6 separate regions of the Homo sapiens genome follow, and regions 2, 3, 4, 5 and 6 are each linked to region 1. The links are chromatin contacts, found by Hi-C or POLR2A ChIA-PET in ENCODE. All regions are on one chromosome and are shown on one strand. The core of a region is the stretch at or near the end of the contact, and the rest is flanking DNA. Distances in the headings are between cores, read along the strand shown. Region 1 holds the start of SEC63 (SEC63 protein translocation regulator). Region 2 holds the start of SOBP (sine oculis binding protein homolog). Region 3 overlaps AFG1L (AFG1 like ATPase). Region 4 overlaps SOBP (sine oculis binding protein homolog). Region 5 has its middle 150 kb from the start of SCML4. Region 6 has its middle 130 kb from the start of SCML4.

Evidence for each region. A loop is a pair of places that touch in the nucleus more often than their neighbours do. ChIA-PET counts read pairs that join two places held with the same protein, here RNA polymerase II (POLR2A). Pooled maps may share reads with other maps.
Region 2: a loop to region 1 is called in a map of sigmoid colon, with 6 times the contacts of the local background. The contact joins the promoter of SOBP here to the promoter of SEC63 in region 1. A Hi-C loop is called at or near these places in 3 of 168 maps with a recorded cell type or tissue (chondrocyte, endothelial cell of umbilical vein and sigmoid colon) and 15 of 50 pooled maps.
Region 3: a loop to region 1 is called in a pooled map, with 4 times the contacts of the local background. The contact joins the enhancer-like site here to the promoter of SEC63 in region 1. A Hi-C loop is called at or near these places in 3 of 37 single-sample maps with no recorded cell type and 4 of 50 pooled maps.
Region 4: a loop to region 1 is called in a pooled map, with 3 times the contacts of the local background. The contact joins the enhancer-like site here to the promoter of SEC63 in region 1. A Hi-C loop is called at or near these places in 1 of 168 maps with a recorded cell type or tissue (CD8-positive, alpha-beta T cell), 12 of 37 single-sample maps with no recorded cell type and 10 of 50 pooled maps. POLR2A ChIA-PET finds 5 or more read pairs at or near these places in 1 of 52 experiments (activated T-cell).
Region 5: a loop to region 1 is called in a map of K562, with 4 times the contacts of the local background. The contact joins the enhancer-like site here to the promoter of SEC63 in region 1. A Hi-C loop is called at or near these places in 5 of 168 maps with a recorded cell type or tissue (CD8-positive, alpha-beta T cell, IMR-90, K562 and 2 more), 16 of 37 single-sample maps with no recorded cell type and 18 of 50 pooled maps.
Region 6: a map of chondrocyte shows a loop between it and region 1 (3-fold over the local background). The contact joins the enhancer-like site here to the promoter of SEC63 in region 1. A Hi-C loop is called at or near these places in 1 of 168 maps with a recorded cell type or tissue (chondrocyte) and 1 of 50 pooled maps. POLR2A ChIA-PET finds 5 or more read pairs at or near these places in 3 of 52 experiments (OCI-LY7, activated CD8-positive, alpha-beta memory T cell and activated naive CD4-positive, alpha-beta T cell).

What each region holds. Positions count from the first base shown.
Region 1 is chr6:107,956,775-107,959,984 of GRCh38, reverse strand. SEC63 (SEC63 protein translocation regulator) reads left to right here and starts at 1,777. Exons shown (of 21, transcript NM_007214.5): 1 at 1,777-2,099. The coding sequence starts at 1,976. RefSeq lists enhancers at 534-1,134, 1,737-2,338 and a silencer at 1,575-2,114.
Region 2 is chr6:107,488,389-107,491,598 of GRCh38, reverse strand. SOBP (sine oculis binding protein homolog) reads right to left here and starts at 1,482. Exons shown (of 7, transcript NM_018013.4): 1 at 887-1,482. The coding sequence starts at 982. RefSeq lists silencers at 1,103-1,162, 1,203-1,252.
Region 3 is chr6:108,347,347-108,350,556 of GRCh38, reverse strand. The region is part of intron 3 of AFG1L (AFG1 like ATPase); the gene reads right to left. Among named protein-coding and RNA genes, the nearest start is that of AFG1L, 54 kb to the right of the region's middle. RefSeq lists an enhancer at 1,665-1,834. Within about 2 kb of position 1,761, at least 2 of the 41 ENCODE cell types and tissues checked have a DNase peak (open chromatin) inside an H3K27ac peak, as active enhancers do.
Region 4 is chr6:107,639,950-107,643,159 of GRCh38, reverse strand. All of the region lies in intron 6 of SOBP (sine oculis binding protein homolog), which reads right to left. Among named protein-coding and RNA genes, the nearest start is that of SOBP, 150 kb to the right of the region's middle. Within about 2 kb of position 1,584, at least 9 of the 41 ENCODE cell types and tissues checked have a DNase peak (open chromatin) inside an H3K27ac peak, as active enhancers do.
Region 5 is chr6:107,669,300-107,672,509 of GRCh38, reverse strand. No RefSeq gene overlaps it. Among named protein-coding and RNA genes, the nearest start is that of SCML4, 150 kb to the left of the region's middle. RefSeq lists enhancers at 1,580-1,639, 3,003-3,210. Within about 2 kb of position 1,554, at least 9 of the 41 ENCODE cell types and tissues checked have a DNase peak (open chromatin) inside an H3K27ac peak, as active enhancers do.
Region 6 is chr6:107,689,858-107,693,067 of GRCh38, reverse strand. No RefSeq gene overlaps it. Among named protein-coding and RNA genes, the nearest start is that of SCML4, 130 kb to the left of the region's middle. Within about 2 kb of position 1,652, at least 5 of the 41 ENCODE cell types and tissues checked have a DNase peak (open chromatin) inside an H3K27ac peak, as active enhancers do.

The DNA of each region.
Region 1 (3,210 bases), core at 528-3,027:
ATATGAACACAATCTATTATGAAGGAAAGCATTACTGATTAAGATACTAGTTTTGAAGACATGAAATGAAAGACAATGAGCAACCAGATTTTTCCTCCAACAATGGAAGGAATATTATAATGCATTTAGTTAACAGAGTATAAAGTATTAAAATGAGTCCTTGAAATATAGTGTAATATTTGGTATTTGCATATTACACTTTCTCCTTTGAAAAGCATTTTCACAATTAGTCCTTTCAATCTCTGCAACCAGGTGGGCTATCCTTTTAACCCAGAGAGGGGCAATGGACTCTGGGATAGACCCCAGCCACAGCTGCCGCTGGACCGTGGGGTCGTTCAAAGATCTGGGCAGAAGTCCAGTTTCCAGCTCAGCGGACACCAGCCTCTAGGGTCCCACAGCCAGGGGAAGGAGAGGCTCCCGAGAGCGACTGCTCCCGCCACCGTCCATCCCTGAAATGCAGTTTCCTGTTCACAACCCGCAGGGAGAATGCCAGTCACTGTCAGGAAATTTTAAGGTCCTGGGCGATGGAGGGTCAAGGGCACACTGGCTTTGTGGCATCAAAATGATATGGGTTTGAATCCTCAGACATTCTTTTACTGTGAGGGACCTTGGGCAGTCTCTCTGGGCCTCAATTTTCTCATTTGTAGAGCAGACATACTTTGCTTTATTCCATGGGGTTTACTGATGACTAAATGACACAAAACAATAAAGGTCTCAGCCTACCGCCTGAAGCTGGTGGTTATAATTAGCAGCTCTGGAATGGGTAGGGAACCATCTGTAACGGCTTGGGGAAATCTTCATCTGCAAGATGGGCACAGCGTAGATTCAAATCTGTCGCCCAGTGGAGAGCGATCCGGTCTCACTGCAACCTCCGCCTCCCGGGTTCAAGCGATTCTCCTGCCTCAGCCTCCTGAGTAGCTGGGATTACAGGCGCGTGCCACCACAGCCGGCTAGTTTTTGTATTTTTAGTAGAGACGCGGTTTCACCATGTTGGTTAGGCTGGTCTGGAACTCCTGACCTCATGATCCACCCGGTCTCCCAAAGTACTGGGATTACAGGCATGAGCCACTGCGCCCGGCCAGATAGTAAACATTGCTTTGAAAACACAACTGCAACCCACACCTCCCGCAACCCACACCTCCCCATCCCCCAATTTTTTTTTTTTTTGAGATGGAGGCGCGCGCCACCACGTCCGGCTAATTTTTGTATTTTTAGTAGAGAGTGGGTTTCACCATGTTGGTCAGGCTGGTCTCGAACTCCTGATCTCATGATCCGTCCGCCTCGGCCTCTCAAAGTGCTGGGATTACAGGCGTGAGCCACTGTGCCCGGCCTCCCACCCCCTATTCTAAATGACACTTGTTTCCAAAATATGGGGGCTGGAGGAGCAGATCCAGAACCCAAGGAAACGTGATCAACCAGGGCAATTAATCCAGAGGGCAGGACAGGCTGAGCCTCAGCTCTTCTCTGAATATCTGGGACCCCTGCGCAGCCAGGTGAACCGCCCGCGACCGCTGCTCCGGCGGGAAGCCTTCTCTGGGATCCTGTACGCCGACGCCCGGAATCCGGCGTGGTGCGCTGGGAAACTGAGCGGTGGAGGAAGGCGGAGCGGTTAGGGGCGGGACCCTAGGGGAGGGGTTGGGGGAGGGCTTTGACGTTAGGGCGGGGCTAAGGGCGAGACCTCGCCGAGTTCCACCGTTGCGCTCGCCACGTCTCCCTTAGCGAGCTCGCTGGGGACACGCAGGGGGAGGGAAAACTGAGCGGGGCGGGAACTATCTCCTCTCGCGAGAGCTGGCGACGGCGGCGGCAGCGGCAGAGGTGGCGGCGGCGTGTCCGTGAGAGTGGCGTGGGGGCGGGGAGGAGAGGCGGCGGCGGCAGTGTCCAAGCTACGCCACTCGGGCCGGGGCGTTGGGAGCGGGAGTGCAGAGCGTGGTCGTGGCGGCGGCGGTGAGAAGAGCGAGGCGGAGGAGGGGGTGCCATGGCCGGGCAGCAGTTCCAGTACGATGACAGTGGGAACACCTTCTTCTACTTCCTCACCTCCTTCGTGGGGCTCATCGTGATCCCGGCGACATACTACCTCTGGCCCCGAGATCAGAATGCCGGTGAGTCCCGCCGGCCTTTGCCCGCGAACCCGCGCAGGCCCCGCCAGCGCCCCCAGGCCCTGCGGCGCCCGCTTGCCCGGCCCCAGCCCGCGGCGTCCGGGATGACAGGGACGGTGCGGCCCGGCCTGTGTCCAGCGTCCGCCACTGGCGGGGCCCGGGTCAGCAGCGTTTCCCTCGGCGCTTCTCCACCTCCCTTCATTGTCCTCAGGAGTTTCGCTCGCTCCATCTTCTCCATTGTTGTGGACGCTCCTTGCAGCCTCCTCCTGCCTCTTTGTCTTCTCTGCCTTTGCTTTTATTGGGGATTTTTCTTTATGGAGGAAGCGGGATGGGGACTTGGGAGGTGAGCAAAGAGTTGGCCAAGAAGAGACTGAACGTGCGGGCACAACTCTCAGTCCGTCCAGTTCGCGGCCCTCATCCCCCGACTCCGGTTTCCCTGTTGCAGCTGCTCTTAACAGATGTTTTAGGGCATCTCTGAGCCGGGTGGCATGCTTAGGACTCCAATTGAGCTTTCCACCGCCTACCCCCGTCACTTCCTCCCGTTGCTTTTTCATTTGTTCACTCACTGTGGGGGTTGGAAGCAATGCCGTTATTCCTCTTAGCAAAAATAGGCTTTTTTCTATTTCCTTTTCTTCGGAGTTTCCTGTTTGTGACGGAAAAAGTGCAAGTATGAAGGATTAAGTCTCGTTTAATTAATCTTGTAGGGAATTTTGAGGTAGTGGGTCGATTTACTTTTGGTTCTAAGTCTTTTCACATTAAACAACATCGAATTAAAGCACAGAATAACAGATTCTTTTCATATTTCACTTGATGTTTGGGTAATGTTTGCATCCATTTGTTGCACTCTACTAGGACATATGGCAGATGGTATTCTTAAAGCTGATGTAACTGCGAGGGCCTAATGGGTTATTTATGGTAGTGTTAACAGTAAGGAGTGGGTTTTGAGTATTAACAACTTAGGGAAAGCTTTCTATTGCACAAGAGCTGTGCTAACTTGCTTAAATATCTTCTCTTCAATTGGGTGTGCTGGAGGTCTAGGTTGTCCAGGTTATATACTCTACTTGGAGAAGTTGTTAACAGTGAAGCCTTGAATCAGCTCAGAACTTGTTATACT
Region 2 (3,210 bases), core at 233-2,732, 470 kb after region 1:
GGAAAATAAGGAGGTGGGGGGCAACGAGGGGGTCCAGAGCTGAGCGGTGCTCTTGTGCAATTGCTCTAACGCGAACAGCTGGAGCGCCAGGCTGCTGCGCTCTCCACCTCTGGTGCACCGCTGGCCTGGCGGGGAGCCCAGCCTCGCCGAGAGGACTCCGGGCCGGCCTTAGCGAACAATGGACAGGCGCCCTGCAAAGGCCGCCCCTCAGACAGCTGTCCTCCAGCGGGGCTGGCCGGGGTCTGCTTGGCTGGGAAGTGAGGCAGGCAGAGGCGAGCGGGAGGCGGAGGCTGCCAGTGGTGAGGTGCGGGCGGGGGCGGGCGAGGAGAGCGGTCAGGACCGTGCCCAGACCCGCGCCTCTCGGGCCGCAGCTCGCCGGGCACTGACGGGCTCTTCACGCCGTCGCAGCTGGTTGGTTGGGGGGAAGCGGGATTGAGGAGCAGGAGGGTGAGCTGGGGGAGAGGGGTGGAATAGAGCTCTCTCCGGGGTGCCCCGGCCAGGAGGCTCCTAACTTTGGAGGGACCCTGAGGATGATTCTCAAAAAGGGGGGAGAAACTGCACCGTCCACTGGGAAAGCCTCTTCCCCTGCCCAACGCCGCTCGAGTCCCCGGTGCCCTCGCCCTGAAACGCGTCCGTGCCAACCTGGGATTCGTAAGGTTAAATAGTATGTGGTCCCCCCTCATCAAATCTGAGGTTGGCAACAATTTCGGGGATGCAGCCCTCGAGTTGGCCTCTGCTTTACACCTGGAGGAGGAGCGGAGCCGTTCTGGGCATCCTACAGAAACTGACAAGCGCGCCCCGGTACCCCCCAGATCCATACCACGGCCCACGGGGAGCGGGCGCAAGAAAGAGCTCAGTCTCCCTGGCCCCCGAGATCAAAAAATACCTTCATCTCCTCATTGATCTCCCTTTTCACTGGGTGAGCCGGCTTCCTGCTCCGTTTATTTTCGGGAGGTCTCCCTTCTTTCTCCATTTCTGCCATGTTTTTGTGTCTGGTTTCTGTGGAGATGAAATGGCTGCTGCCGCCGCCGGCGGTGGTGGTGGCGGCGGCGGCGGCGGTGGAGGTGGTGCTGATGGTGGCGAGGCTGGCGGAGGTAGCGGTGCTGGCGGGGCCGGACCGAGCCGCGAGGGGGAGGGCAGGCGCCGAGAAGCGGGGTCTCTTCTAGCGGCGGAGGACGTCAGTGGCTGTCACGGGTAAGGATAGTGCGGAGAGTCTCGGGGATGCCGCCGCCGTCGCTCCGGCTCCTGCTGCCGCCGCCGCCGCCGCCGCAGCCAACGCCGCCGCTGCTGCCGCTGCCCCTGCCGCCCTCGCTGCCGCTGCCGCTCCCGCCGCCGCCGCCGCCGGGCCGCATCCTCGGGGCCCCGTGGAGTCGTCAGCCATCTTCCGTCGCTCGGTCCGTCCGCATGGGCGCGGGGAGCAAGGGCCGGCGCGGAGAGCGGCCCCGGGCGTGCGTGCGCGGCTGTGTGTGAGCCCGGGAGAGCGCGCCAGCCCCGGCGCCCAGCGCCTCCCGCGAGCCGAGCCGGGGGCGGGCCGGGGGCCGGCGCGGGAGGAGGGGAGGGAGCGCGGCCGGGAGGGGGTCGGAGGGAGGGGAAAGGTGGGGGGGGCGAGGACAGCCCCCCGGCTCTCGAGCGGGCGTGGCTTCCACCGTCACTGGATACGCGGATGCTGCGCGGCTCCGGGGGCTGCTCGCAGCCGCCTGTTCATCCGCGGCGGGCACGGGCGGCTCGCGGCGCCCCCCGCGGCCGCCACCTCCCCGCCACACGCCAGGGGCGCCGGCGCCCGCTCGGAACCCAGCCCTGCTTCTCAGCTCCGCGAGGTGGGCTGGGTTGCGTGTGGAGTTGGTTTTTGAGCCCGTCCTAGGAGCCGCTGAGGAAAAATGAATGGGGGTGAAAGGAGAAGGTTGGGCGGCGGGAGGTCGCGAGACCTGAGGTCGCCTGGCTAGAGGGCCGCCGTCCCCCGGGGAGGGTTGACTGAGCCTGCCGCCTCGGGGGTGCAACGCTGGGGTCTCGGGGAAAGGAAACCACAGCCCGGACGAGCTTCCCCCCACTGAGCTGCCAGAATAGTTTCCCCCTCCGGGGGCCACCGCAGAGTGCGCGGAGGCTGGAGACCCCTTGGAGAGGTCCCCGCGCCCCGCCCGGCCGGTCCTCCACGCGGCGCTGCCTCGGACTGCAATGGCAATGAAGCTTTTGCCTCTCAAAGAACTACTTAGAAGTAGGACATCTCGGCCTTCAGCCCCTTCATTTCTTTTTCCCCTTGTTCCTTCTCTCTTTATCTCTCTCTCACTTATGCCCTGCTTCAAAGTAACAGCTTTACGCGTGACCCCGCCTGCACCCTTATCTGGGTGTCCTGGGTTTCGCCCAAAAGGTTGGGCTGAGTGGGAGCTTCTGGGAGCGCACGGTCCCGCGTAGGGTCCCGCTCACCCGGACCCCGAACGCCCTCGCCACGCCCCGGTGGGATCCTCCCCTCCCCGCCTGGTTGCACTTTCTCCTCCCGACTTCCCAGCTAGCGCCTGCCCTCCATGGAGCGGTGCTCGCTCCCTCTGCGCTCACAAGTCCCCTCTTTGGCCCTCTCCTGCCACGCCTGGGGCCGAGGTCTGATTGAGTCTGTCCCTGTCCCTGGGTTGAGGCATTGGGGGTGACGACTGGATGATGTTTCTGTGATACGCGCGGCTCTGAGCGCTCCCACACGTTGCAGAGGACACATTGACGTTCCCGGCTTCTCCTTCCCGCGCCTCGACACTTCATAATTACCTGACACAATGCGATATGGGGGTGTCCATTGTTCCACTGCATGTTACTGTGGAGTGTTCGTTATGACAGTGGTGGAACTTAAAATTACACAATTTTTTTAAGTTCCTAAAAGAATGAATTCCGTGTGGGGATATGAGTAAGCTTTCCATTAAATCTCAGTTTGGCCTGTCAAACGAGGCTCATTCTGGGTATTACATCGCCTAATTTGCATTTTAGCATTGTTTTGTTTCTTAAATGTCACATTAGAGATACATGGGCGTGTACGCAGGAGAGCTGAGTACCTCCACGTTGCCTATTTTGCATTTTAGCATCATTTTGTTTTTAATAAACGCCAACTTAAAAACATCTGGGAGTGCACCCAGGAGGGCTGAGTACCTCCTCCCTCCTGATTTCTTCTCTTCCCCGTCCCGGGGAGGCGAGGGGAAGCTGCACCCTGCTCCCCGTGGCTGCCTAGATCCT
Region 3 (3,210 bases), core at 512-3,011, 390 kb before region 1:
TTGAACCATGATAATAATCCCTCCAACTCATACATCAACCCTACTGCAGTTCCCAGGATTTAGAATCCATCTGAGTCAATCATCTCAACACATCTGCGAAGAAAGAGGTGAAGTGAGCAGGACAAAGCCCAAATAGAGTGCAAGAATGAAAAGTGGGAAGGGAGTGCTACCAGGTAGGTATTCTCTATCCCATGAAGTCTCCTTAAAAATTATTTATTTATTTAAATTTTTCTTAAAAAAAAAAAATACATAAGAGATGAGGTCTCCCTATGTTGCCCAGGCTGGTCTCGAACTCCTGAGCTCAAGCATGTTTATTTATTTATTTTTATTTTATTTACTTATGTATTTATTTATTTATTTTGAGACAGAGTCTTGTTCTGTTGCCCAGGCTGGAGTGCAGTGGTGCGATCTCGGCTCACTGCAACCTCTGCCTCAGCCTCCTGAGTAGCTGTGACTACAGGCACCCACCACCACACCCGGCTAATTTTTGTACTTTTAGTAGAGGCGGGGTTTCACCATTTTGGCCAGGCTGGTCTGAAATCCTGACCTCAATGACCCGCCCCCCTCAGCCCCCCAAAGTTGCTGGCATTATAGGCGTGGGCCACCGCACCTAGCCCAATTTACTTATTTATTTATTTTTAAGATAGGGCCTCACTCTGTAGCCCAGGCTGGAGTGCAGTGGTGCAATCTCAACTCACTGCAACCTTGATCTCCCAGGCTCAAGTGATCCTCCCACCTCATCCTACTGAGTAGCTGGAACCACAGGCACACACCACCATGCTCAGCTAATTTTTTAATTTTTTTGTAGAGATGGGGTCTCACCTAGTTGTCCAGGCTAGTCTCAAACTCCTGGTCTTAAGCAATCATCCTGCCTCAGCCTCCCAAAGTGCTGAGATTACAGGCATGAGCCACCATGCCCAGCCTTGTTAAAATTTAATACCTGTTTCCCAAGTCCAACAAAGGAAAAGAATAAAGAATAAGAGCTTATGGTGGCATTTTGAGGCTACTCTCCCATACAGAGAGCCCCTCAAATGAAAACTTGATCTTTTATTACCTATTTTATTTCATTTTTGAGATGGGGGTCTCACTCTGTTGCCCAGACTGGAGTGCAGTGGCATAATCATGGCTCACTGCAGCCTTGACCTCCTAGGCTCAAGTGATCCTCCCACCTTAGCCTCTCGAGTAATTGGGACTATAGGCACATGCCACCACACCAGGCTAATTTTTGTATTTTTTGTGGAGACAGGGTTTTGCCATGTTGCCCAGGCTGGTCTTGAACTCCTGGGCTTAGGCAATCCACTCGCCTCGGCCTACCAAAGTGCTGGGATTACAGGTATGAGCCACCATGCCTGGCCGATTACATATTTTATAAGTGGTCTGAACTAAACTTATTATAGCCACCAAAATGTTCGTCTCACTTCCCATTTCAGAATTCCTTTCTCTTCCCCTCTCTATATTATAAGGATGTTTCCAAACAAAGGTTGCCACCTACCCAAACTATATGAACATCCCATACTATCACATCTTTTCTATTGCTTTCAAACACTCAGATGAATAACTTGTAATATGCTTCCCTTCAATTAGTTACCATATGGCTGTATTTTCTAAACTAAAATCCAACAACATTCATAGGGTTTTTAAAAAAAAAGTGCTTTTACAGAAGTGGAAGCAGTTATGCTTCTTTAACCATCTCCATTTATGGTCAGGTGGTTAAGGTAACAGGAGGAACAAAGTTGTTGATTTTAGCGATGACTTAATATGAAAGTGAAGGTACTGGAAGTAGATGTTCTCAGGAGGCAAAGAATGAGACCTGACAACAAGATGAGAATCATTAATGGTGCCCAAAGGTGCAGGAACATAAAATTGATCAAGTGTCTGTTATAACTGCTTTCAAAATAAGAAGTAAGTATACATTGGTCTCAAAAGTACCAATTAGCCAATGAACTAAGAAAAAGAATAGTTTGACCTTCTTTTCTGTAATTTCAAGAACCTGAAGAATTTTAAGGGGCAATCTCTAATGTTCACTTTTGTGAACTAAATTATTCTCTCTTATTAGATTAGCTAAATCTGGAAATACAAAACGGACATTCAATGCAAGGTAGCAGTAAACAAATTAGAAAAAGAAGGAACAGTTTAGAAAGGAACAGTTTAATCTTTAAGGCATTAAAACTACTTATTTGGCTGGGCGCCATGGCTCATGCCTGTAATCCCAGCACTTTGGAAGGCCGAGGAGAGCGGATCACGAGGTCAGGAGATCGAGGCCATCCTGGCTAACACGGTGAAACCCCGTCTCTACTAAAAATACAAAAAATTAGCCGGGCATGGTGGCAGACACCTGTCGTCCCAGCTACTTGGGAGGCTGAGGCAGGAGAATGGCGTGAACCCGGGAGGCGGAGCTTGCAGTGAGCCGAGATCGCGCCACCGCACCAGCCTGGGTGACAGAGAGAGACTCCATCTCAAAACAAAAACAAAAACAAAAACAAAAACAAAACAAAACCTACTTATTCAATGCCCTTTTTTTTTCTTTTCCTAAAAATGTTACTAAGATAATATCCCCTGCCATCACTCCCTCATAACGCAAATGTGTTGTGGCTATAGGGGAGCCTAGAGTGTGAATATTAGTCTAGGTCCAAAACTGACCTCGTTACATGTGAATGTGAGTTTTGAGTATGCCAGTAGAAGAAATAATTGATTGACAGTAAACTGAGGGATTAGAAAAAATTAAAATTAAAAAATTAAAAAAGACATCAAAGAAATAATTGAAAGCAAGGAGGCAAAAAAGCCAAGTAGAAACTCCTTCATGATATCAGTGGCTGAGGGTGGCCAAGGAGAGGTTTAAGACTAAGAGAAAAGGATTTGTTTGAAGAAAATAGAAACCACAAAACAGAATATTTCAGTAAGAATGAGGTCAGGGAAGACTTCATAAGCAAGACACTACATGATTAGGAAAACCTAGAAAGAAGTGACCACTCAGAAAGTTTCCAGCAATATGTGAGTCTTTCTGCCCAATGTCTAGAACTGGGAGACCAAGGAAATGTTACCACTTATGCATTAAGAGTATCTACTGTCAACTACATTAAAGATAATAACGACTAAATTATTCATCCAAGGGCTTAGGTTATGACTAGAAATATTAATGGAAATTAAAAGTAAAAAAGAACAGCTTATTTTTTTAAAAAGTATTAAGCTGAGTTAATGAGTCATGGAATC
Region 4 (3,210 bases), core at 335-2,834, 320 kb after region 1:
TACAGTCTGAATTTCTAAAACAAGAGTTGAAGGATGAAATATAGGGTTTCCCCTTCTCTCTCCAAATGCCGTTTAGCCACTTTGCTTCTAGATAATTTGTTATTGTAGGTTGGTTCAAATTTAAGACAGTAACATTTTAGAAACACTTGCAGAACTAAGCCAGCTGCAAGGAGGATATCATTACAAATTGAGACACATGTTGTATGGGAATACCATTCATTTTCAATACCAAAAACATATCTGGGGAAATAAGCCATGCAAATGAGGGAAAGATCTACTTTTTAGTTGTATTTTTTTGGATGTTAGGTCAATGTTCCATATCAAATGAATTCATGAAGCGTTTCTCCCTTTTGTTCTTTAAATACTATCAGTCACATTCTTACTTCCCTTTTTACCCAAAACAAAACACAGCTTACTATATCAAAGACAGACAACAAACCAGAGGTTCAGAGGGGAAAATGATGAGACAACTAGTGCTGGTGCAGCCAAATATCTGGATGGGAATGAGGCTGGGAGCACTGGAAGCTTTGATTTGCCCCAGCCCTGACCCCTTGGCTACCTGGAAAGCCAGGTCTGCTCTGCCCCCATCTCTCTACTCAGGGCTGTACATCTGGACCACACAGTACAATTGCACAAGCATTTTTTGCTTATGATCATTAATTCAGTCCAAGGAGTGGCAGAGTTAGGTAACTTGACTGATTTCCAATTTTAAACTATGTAGTACACTTGGGACTATTTTAAAGCATTAGAGAATAATTCCAAGTTTTTGTTATTGTCATTTTCTTTTGCTCCAGTCATTTTTCACTAGAATCTTTTCGATGACCCTTGAAATAAGTTTTGTGCATGTGTGTGTACTTCCCCTCCCTGTTGATGGTCTCATGTTCCCAATCCTGACCCCACCCTATTTTTTTTTTCTGTGCTGTGGAAATCCACAAATCTGGAGAAGAACTCTCTGCAGTTAGTATTCAGAGCTGGTGTCTGAAATGGCATTTACCCCATTTCCTTGAGAATGGGACCCTGTTAAACGATGCCAGTGCTAAATTGTTTATTTTCTAAAGCTAATTTCTTTCTTTCTCTGAATGAATTTCGTTTATGCCCTTTGAGGCCCTAAGAAAAAGTTTACACATGCAGAATGCATTGCCTTAACATCCATCCACATAGAAAGTGCTATGCACTTAAAACGGCAACGGAAGGATACAAAATAAGTTGTGCAGGACACGGTAAGAGAAAACAGCATGGCCACCCCCGTCCCTTTGGCACGATCTCTTAGACAGGAAAGTCTGGAAAAGGCGGGGCGTTCGGGTGAGGGTAAGTGTTCCACAACATGAGGTAAGTGTTCCACGGTGCAGCGTATTTTGGTCCTCAGACATCTCTGCCCCTCTGCAGCACTTGTCTGCATGAAGGTAGGTGTAAATGATTGAACATGGTGCACAGGCAGCAGCTTAGGCTGGCAAGGGAGTGACTCATTGGAAACCAGTCAGGGAACTGATTTCCAGTGCCCTCCTGGGCAACGGCTGGTTAATAGCTGGCCGAACGCGTCTCTTTCCAAGTGCAGTCTCTCCAAGTAAAGAGGCATACTGGGGAGCTAGGGAGCATTGGCAGCGCTCCCAGACACTGCCACATCAATGCCCTGGTGTTCACCGACCTGTCCACCTCTCTGACTCTGGCCATTCTGCTTTCTTGGCCTCAGTGGCAGAGTAGAAGATCTTTCCACAGAAGAACAGTGTCTCCCTGTATCGTACAAATTTTGAAGGTCCAAGTGCTGGGGAAGTATCTAGCTTATTTCTTTTCTTGCTTCTCTTTTCTTCTTTCATCACAGGCCCTTGTGGGAAATGGTAACTTGAAGAAAAGTCTGTAACCTTTTGCATTGTGTCACTAAGGCAATCTTATTGAGGCAAGTGCTACATGATGTAGCTCCAACTTTGATTCTGCAATATTAGGCCCACAGCAGAAATTGCCAAACAATATATTCTAAGTTTTAAGAGAAACTTTCCATTAATTCAGCTTCCTCAGAGAAACAAGAAAAATTTCAACTCAGATATTGCTCCATAATAAGGTAAGATAATCCTTCAGAGATATAGAGCATACTTTTTCTGGAGCCAAAATCTATGGACGTCTTCTCCCATGAAAATGCCTCTGTGCATAGGCACATAAAACTTTCCATGAAATTTCAGGGGGAGTTGCTGAAGGCCATCCAGGGACGAGTCCAGGGGGCCAGGAGACCAGCTTTAGGGAGCTGCCATATGGATCTGGAGACAGAGCCAGGACCAGTGCTGCACTAGCATGACCCTGAGTGGGTGCCTCCTCAAAGTCTCTGCCCTAAGCCCTTCCTTTGCTTCACTCTAGTCCCAGTCCTGCTGAAGATGGAAGGTTATGGGTACATCTGAAAGTAATAAATATCCAGTCACAGATGTCATTTCATATTCCATCATAACCTGATTGACATCATATATAAAAGTTGGATGCTTGTACATTAAAACCTTCCCTCCAAGTCCCTGGTCATAAGGGTTAACATGGTCCCAGCAGCATTGAATTGGGACATATCTCAGGCCAATCTTGACACCATTCATTCCAGAAAACTTTCCTCTACAAGTCTGAAATGATCACAGGAAGCACACTCCCAGGTCCTCCCACTCACATGTGTCCATGACACAGACCTGGTGTCTTCTTTCTGGCTCTCTGAAGTACCTCTACCTAGAACTATATGTGCCAACTGCATCCCAACAGACAAGCTAACCCTTAACTTAGGGACTGTCACCAATTAATATTCCCAATAGTCAAGTACTGGACCATTAGATAGCACAAGTCTGACACAGGATCCGAGCACATCCCATTCATACTGATTTCCTTTTGTCACTCTCAGTTTTCCTTCTTTTCCTTGTTTTAAAAGTAGGCACCTATAGTATTGTTTCGAATGTATGGACTGACTTCCCAACCTCCTCCCAGACAGCCTCCTCTCTTGAACTTCTCAGTTTGAGAAACTAAATTGGCAAAAAACTTTTTGGGACCTCCACCCTTTTGGCTTCCCCAATGAAGTGAACTCCTTGCCTTGGAACAGTTGTTTCTAGGACTGTGGCTCCATGACCAGACTAATAATTAAACTCCAAAAAGCCAAACTACAGGTGCCTCCTCCAGCTTTCCCTGAGAAAATAAGATGTCAAGTCCCCCCTGCTGAGCCTGGAGTAGTATCATGGAATTGGGACCAGGAAA
Region 5 (3,210 bases), core at 305-2,804, 290 kb after region 1:
AGTTCTGTGACATCACAGTGTTAGCTTGAAATCTGTCATGGTGAGAATATTTACACCATGGATGTAAATTGGCAAGTGCTGGGAATCAGGTCTTGATTTATTGTTTTGTTGCTTGTCTAGACTTAAAGTGATGGGGAATGTTCATAATGAAGATTAAACTCAAAAGAGTGCCACGTCTGTGTCTGTGGCTGTTACATTGTGAATAACATGAAAATTTGAGGAAATATTCTCCCAGTATTTGATTTAGAAAAGAAGTCACTCATGTCGTTGATGAATGAGTGAGGTTTCAACCTATGTCTTCGTGGTTTCACTTTTGTCTAATACATTAACATACAAGAAAATATCATTCAACATTTATATCAGAACTACACTCATTCAGCAATTGCAACCAGGTAGTTACAAGAATTCAACAAAAATCAACAAGACCATGCTGTGAGAATCTATTGGTTCTATGGAATTTATAACAAAGAGTGTTATATATTTTATCGTTATTATAAATTGCATGTTCCACATCTTTCATAACAGCAAAATGTATAATAAACTTACGTACTTATGGATAATCACGCTTTTTCCCCTCAGAGAGCCCACAGTTAAACACGTTCCAGCACACCATTAATCCACCGAGCTCTGTGTCTGTGGAACACAACTCACACCCCACATCAAGGCAGCAAACACTTTAATCGGTTCTAATTCCAAAGTAACTGCTGAAAGAAGCATTCGGAGAGTTCATGAAGACCCGGGTTCCCATCTTGATCCTGCTACTCACGAGCTAACTGCCACTAGACAAGTCACTCCGCCTTTCTCTATACCTCACTTCCCACATGTGCAAAAATGAGGGCATTGAACAATACGAACAATCCTGTCCTTTCCAGCTCTCAAATGTCATGGCTTATGCACATGTGAGAAAGGGACGGCTCCGAAGTTGCAGGAATTCAAACCAACCTAAAGGCTTCCAAATGTCATCTCTGAGGTCATGTTCTTTACTCACTGTACCTTCAGATGACATGAAAATCAGGCAGCTAGAAGGGCGAAGAGAAGCCTTCTTTTGAGCCCTGTCCATTTGAGATGACATAGCCATGGGCATGGGAAGGGAGTGAGAAAGATGGACTAAATTTGCTCCGTAAGCAGGGCCCTGCCGTCCTCGCTTCCTCAGCTCCTGCCCCTCTTCCTCTGGACTCAGGCTTTTCTGCTCCATGGAGCCTCTTGGGCACTGAGTTCTCCCCACACAGCAGAAACGAGCCCAGCACAGAGAGCTCCCTAACCTGAGGGATGGCCTACAAGAGATTAATAGCGAACTTGTAGGAAGGAAGGATGCGAAAGCTCACACAGGTCTTTCGTAGCCTTCACAACGTTGGGCAGGAAATGGTTAATCAGGGCCGGCCCTGAGCCTGGACGGCTGCAGGCAGGGAAGGGGCAGCGATTAATTACACTACACAGGAAGTGCAGGCCTCCATCCCTCTGCCCAACGGGGAAATCCATTTTCAATTCTGACCTCAATGTGGAAGTGACTCTTCCTGCCAAAAGGAGAGGAGTACAAGCGTCCCCTCCCCCACAGCACAGCAGAACCAGAAGACAGAACACAGGCAGATGCAGCACCAGGGGTAGGCAAAGCCCAGGCAACGTGCACAGCAGGCAGCTTGATGGAGAAAGTTTTCCTTAGTGGCACCTGATGAGACAACTCTTCCTGTACATGCACTGAAACAGGGAATAGGTACAAAAAAAAAAAACAAAAACCCAAGAAAATGCTACTTGGTATGGAACAGGAATAACAGGAGACACAGACAAGGTCAGCAGAACCTAGAAGGAGAGTCCAGACACACGAGACATTGCCTATAGTTCCATAGCAAGGAGTGCAGCCTGGGCAGCCTGAGACCCTTTCCTTAAAAAAAAAAAATGGTGTTTTTTGTTTTTTCGAGACAGAGTTTTGCTCTGTCACCCAGGCTGCAGTGCAGTGGCACACTCTTGGCTCACTGCAACCTCTGCCTCCCAGGCTCAAGCAATTCTCATGCTTCAGCCTCCTGAATAGCTGGGATTACAGGCATATACCACCACACCCAGCTAATTTTTTGTATTTTTAGTAGAGACGGGGTTTCACCATGTTAGCCAAGCTGGTCTCGAACTCCTGGCCTCAGGTTGATCTACCTGCCTCAGCCTCCCCAAAGTGCTGGGATTACAGACATGAGCCACCGCGCCCAACCAAAAAAGGTTTTTCTAAATTAGTCAGGTATGGTGGCACAGGCCTGTAGTCCCAGCTACTCAGGAGGCTGAAGCAGGAGAATCGCTTGAGCCCGGGAGTTTGAGATTGCAGTGAGCTATTATCATGCCACTGCACTCCAACCTAGGTGACAAAGTGAGAACCCCCATCTCTCTTTTTTTTTTAAAGCAAAGAATAAATGGAAGGCATACCAGAAGCCCACTGCATATTTTTTATCCATATTTTTAATGAAACTAATATATGATTAAAAAAAAACATACATAGTTGCTATTCCATTTTTCTGTTTGTCTAAAGGCCCAAGCTGAAGAACCCCTTGGGGAATGGTTTCAGATAGATCACCTGACCTACGGTTAAGCTCCAGGTTGTGATGCTCAGGGTGGGAAACACGAGGTGAGCTGCACCGTCCTTCCTTCTGCTTTATGGACTGGGGTCTTCGGGGGTTCTGTCTCTGTCTTGGTGTGCGACACGTTTACATGTTCACATACTCTATCGGCCAAGGCCCAGCCAGGAAAACAGAGAGCACCTTAGGCCCTTGCAGCCAGGGGAGCGCAAGGAAGGGAAGGGGGTCCACAGTGATGGAGAGCTGAGAAGCTGGGCAGGGGACAGTGAGAAAACCCTGAGGCTGAAGGAACAAACATAGGAAGACTTCATGGGAGCTGCAGCTCCTAAGGGCTTTCCAGAGGGAACTGAGGAAGGTGGCTGAGGGAGAGAGAGAGGGAGAGAAATCCCATCTCCCATTAGCTGAATACAGCCAGGGTGAGGGCCCTGCCATGTGGAGCAGAGCAGGGAAAGTTGAGAAATGGATCTCAGAGCAAACAGGCCCAGAGCCAGCACACTTGCTATCATCTAACCCTGGAAGCAACCCCAAGAGTAGGTCTCATCATCTCCATGTCACTGAGACAGAAATCAAGCCTTGGAGACATTAAAGACCAATGCGGCCAGCAGCGCACGGCAGGAAGTGGCGGGGCTGAGAGAGAAACTTTGGTCTTCCATCT
Region 6 (3,210 bases), core at 403-2,902, 270 kb after region 1:
AGAGACGGGATCAGCATGAGGCTCAAAGCTGATGTACAGGTGTGTGCACATGGGAATGTGCCTATGCACGCGCACTGCCCCCCTCACTCCCTGTTTCTCACAAGCCAGAAGACAGACTGGACCGGAAGCCACAAGCCCAGATTTAATCCTGGCTTTCCCACTGACAAGATGAGGGCTTTGGGCAAGTCAGTTCACCTTTCCAGACCCCAGGGAGTTGGACTAGACAAGGTCCATGTTCCGCAGCCCCACCCTGGCCTGCTCTGATAGCCCCTGGGTCTATGACTTAGCTGCAGAACAGGCCGTTTATGACTAGACTCATGACCTTGAGAGTCCTGAGCTGGTGGGACTCACTGGGGCTCTGTGGGGAAGAGAGGAATTACAGGAGATATATAGCTAAGACCAAGATGATCTACCTCAGGGGTCTCTCTCCTGATTATCTAAGTAGTAAAGTATTTCTTAAGACCGGAATGGAGTTGATTTTCTTAGGCAAGTTACGGGAAAAGAAAATTTCCCACATACTATGTGAATCACTGTGAAAGAGATATTGCTCCATTCTAGAAATTTAAAGTGCCATCACATATGTTGAGCATGGCCGGATCCTGCCTTCTGATCTCTGACTAAGAACTTCCATTCATTCTAGTGCTCAATGAACTCACACAGTTTCCCATTACCCCTTTCATTAAAAAATCATTTTTTAAGTAGAATTGCTTTTCTCCTTGAACTCTTCACCAAGGTTGATTCGACATCCATCTAGGAGTGGCTCCTAACTTATTGTTAGCCTATTAGTGGAAGCAATAAAAAATACTGAAAGGTGAAGGTTATTTAAATGAGAAATATCTCTGTAAAATCCCCACAGGGTTGGTGGGATGGAGAAGTGGTTCTGACAGTAGCTCTGTTGCCGGTTTCAGACTATCAGGTTTGGCAACAATGTTTTGTTAGCAGCAGTTAATCAGCGAATCCCGTTACTTAATAAGGTTATCACTCTGAGCAAAAGCTGCAAATTACACGTTCTTTCTCTCCAGGCTGAAGACAACATCCTTAACATTTTACATTTATAAGTAATATCTCGTTAGCAGAAACAGGGTAAACAGAAGCACATGGAATATGTCTTTTGTGTGTAATTCAGGATGATATTTTTATTCAGAAATTTCAAAGTCATGTAAACCTGCCCCCCTGCCAAACTCCTCCATTATTTGGTGCTGGTTTGGACTGTGTATCCTAAAGAGGTAGGAAAACACACCTTTTTTCATCATCAGCTGCAGAAGACACCCTGTCATGGCCACCAAGAGTAAATTCACAGGCTTGTAAAAGCCTAACTCAAGTACTGCCAACCGCAGGTGGCTCTGCTCATCAGCCTTGTCCAGTGATTTAGTGATGGGGGGAGGGCCCTTCTCTGTTAACAAAACCATCTCCATTAACCCCTGTGACTCTCACTTGCCACTTCAGCACGGAATAGTCTATGAATTCTGTCTCCCCACTCTCTCACCCCTCCCTTTTCCACCCCTTGACTCATGCTTGAGTTTGAATTCCATAGCATCAGTGGCCAAATTTCTTCTGTGTGAGTTTATGCATATCCACATATCCCTTTCCCCGTGGGGCCCAGGAACCTCCGAGAAGTCTCAGGTTGTGCTGAACTCATTGGCGTCAGCCTTGACCTCCCAACCAAGATGGCACCATTGTCCCATGTGGCATAATGGTGAGAGTGTCTTGCAGCTGACAGGAAGTGCTGTGGGAGCTCCTTGCTGTCGGTGGAGGCGGGGAGGGGGGAGGGGCAAGGGAAGCTGCTCCCTTGGTGAAAAATACAGGAGAGGAGGTTCTTGGACAAAGGCCTCTGGGAACCAGGAGGGTATGCAAGGGAGGCTTTCTAGACGGCATCACCTCCAGAGGGGCGGGGCTGTGTGTGAGCACATCCCCTGCACTCGCAGCTGCGTGACCCTGCAGACCTGCTCTTCCATCTCCATCGTCTCTCCAGTTCAGCAGTTGTTGCCTTTATTTTTTCTTTTTGGCTCAGAAAGCTGCAGAGGGGAGGAACTTGAGGGTTTTGTCTTTTTTTTTTTCTGGCATGTTTTCTGTGTGCATGTACTGTCTCTACCTCATTCCAGTTGTTGATGACATTTTCCTTCCCGCCCTTTCTCTCCCCTCACCCCACCCCTCCCATGCATTCTCCAGTCCGTAGCATTTTTTAGAGCTGCATATAATTTCCCCAGGGAGAGACTCTGTGTTTTCTGGCTGACTTATTCTTTATATATTCCCAGTCAAACACTTTTCCCCTTTCGGTTGCACCTCTGCATCCTTCCTCCACTTGGCTCTTGAAGCGTTTTTTTCTTGGTGTTTTATTTCCTCCTCTTGCCTCCTCCACTCCCGCCCCCAGTGAGAACATCTCTGTGCATGTCTTACAGCCTTACGTTTTCCACCAAAAAACACATTTCCAAGGGGCCTTAGTGACTTGTGAAAATTCCTTCCAAACCTGTCTCCTGGAAACAGGATGGCAGATGAAAGATTTCTTCATTAAAATTAGACACTTTAAAGAGGCATCCAGTAAAAGCTCTGAAAATCCCAAGTGGGCCTTTGTCTGCATCGTGCTGGTGTAGAAGCTAGCGGGGAGGCCAGGGCTTCGGGGAAGGGCCGGGACAAAGGGCTCCGGGGTTCCATTAACCCATTTGATGACAAAGAATCTCTCCCGCGGGTGGGGAGCTTTGAGCCCGATGGGTTGTGCACTGGCTTTCTACCCCGTAGCTCACACTACCATTGCTGTTTGCAACAGCTCATGTTGAGGTGCCTGGAGGTCCTCATGACCTGCCCTTTTTGGAGAAAGAATATGATTTACGACTTGAAAAGCTGGTCAAGGCTCTGGACCTCATTCCAAGCTGTGATTTCTCATTTGGGCTTCTAATGTTTGATTATGCAGCTGGGCGGTGTCCTCTCTAAAAAGCAGCTTTTGTGACATTAGCTAGCTCCCCGCTAGGGGTTTTAACTGGACCAGCAGAGTGCAATCAGAGCTTGCAGGAAAATCCTGGGCAGGGCCTTAGGAAACTCAGGGCCTGGGAAAGTGGTTTTCCAACTCTGGCTGAAAGTATGAGAGAAGGAAGACCAAGGCCGCATCCTCCTGGGAGCCAGGCCAGGCACTGGGTGCTTCAGGCACAACATCTGACTGATTTCTCGATTACCCTGCACTGTGGGCACCTGACGGGGAAGGTGAGTGCATGAGGA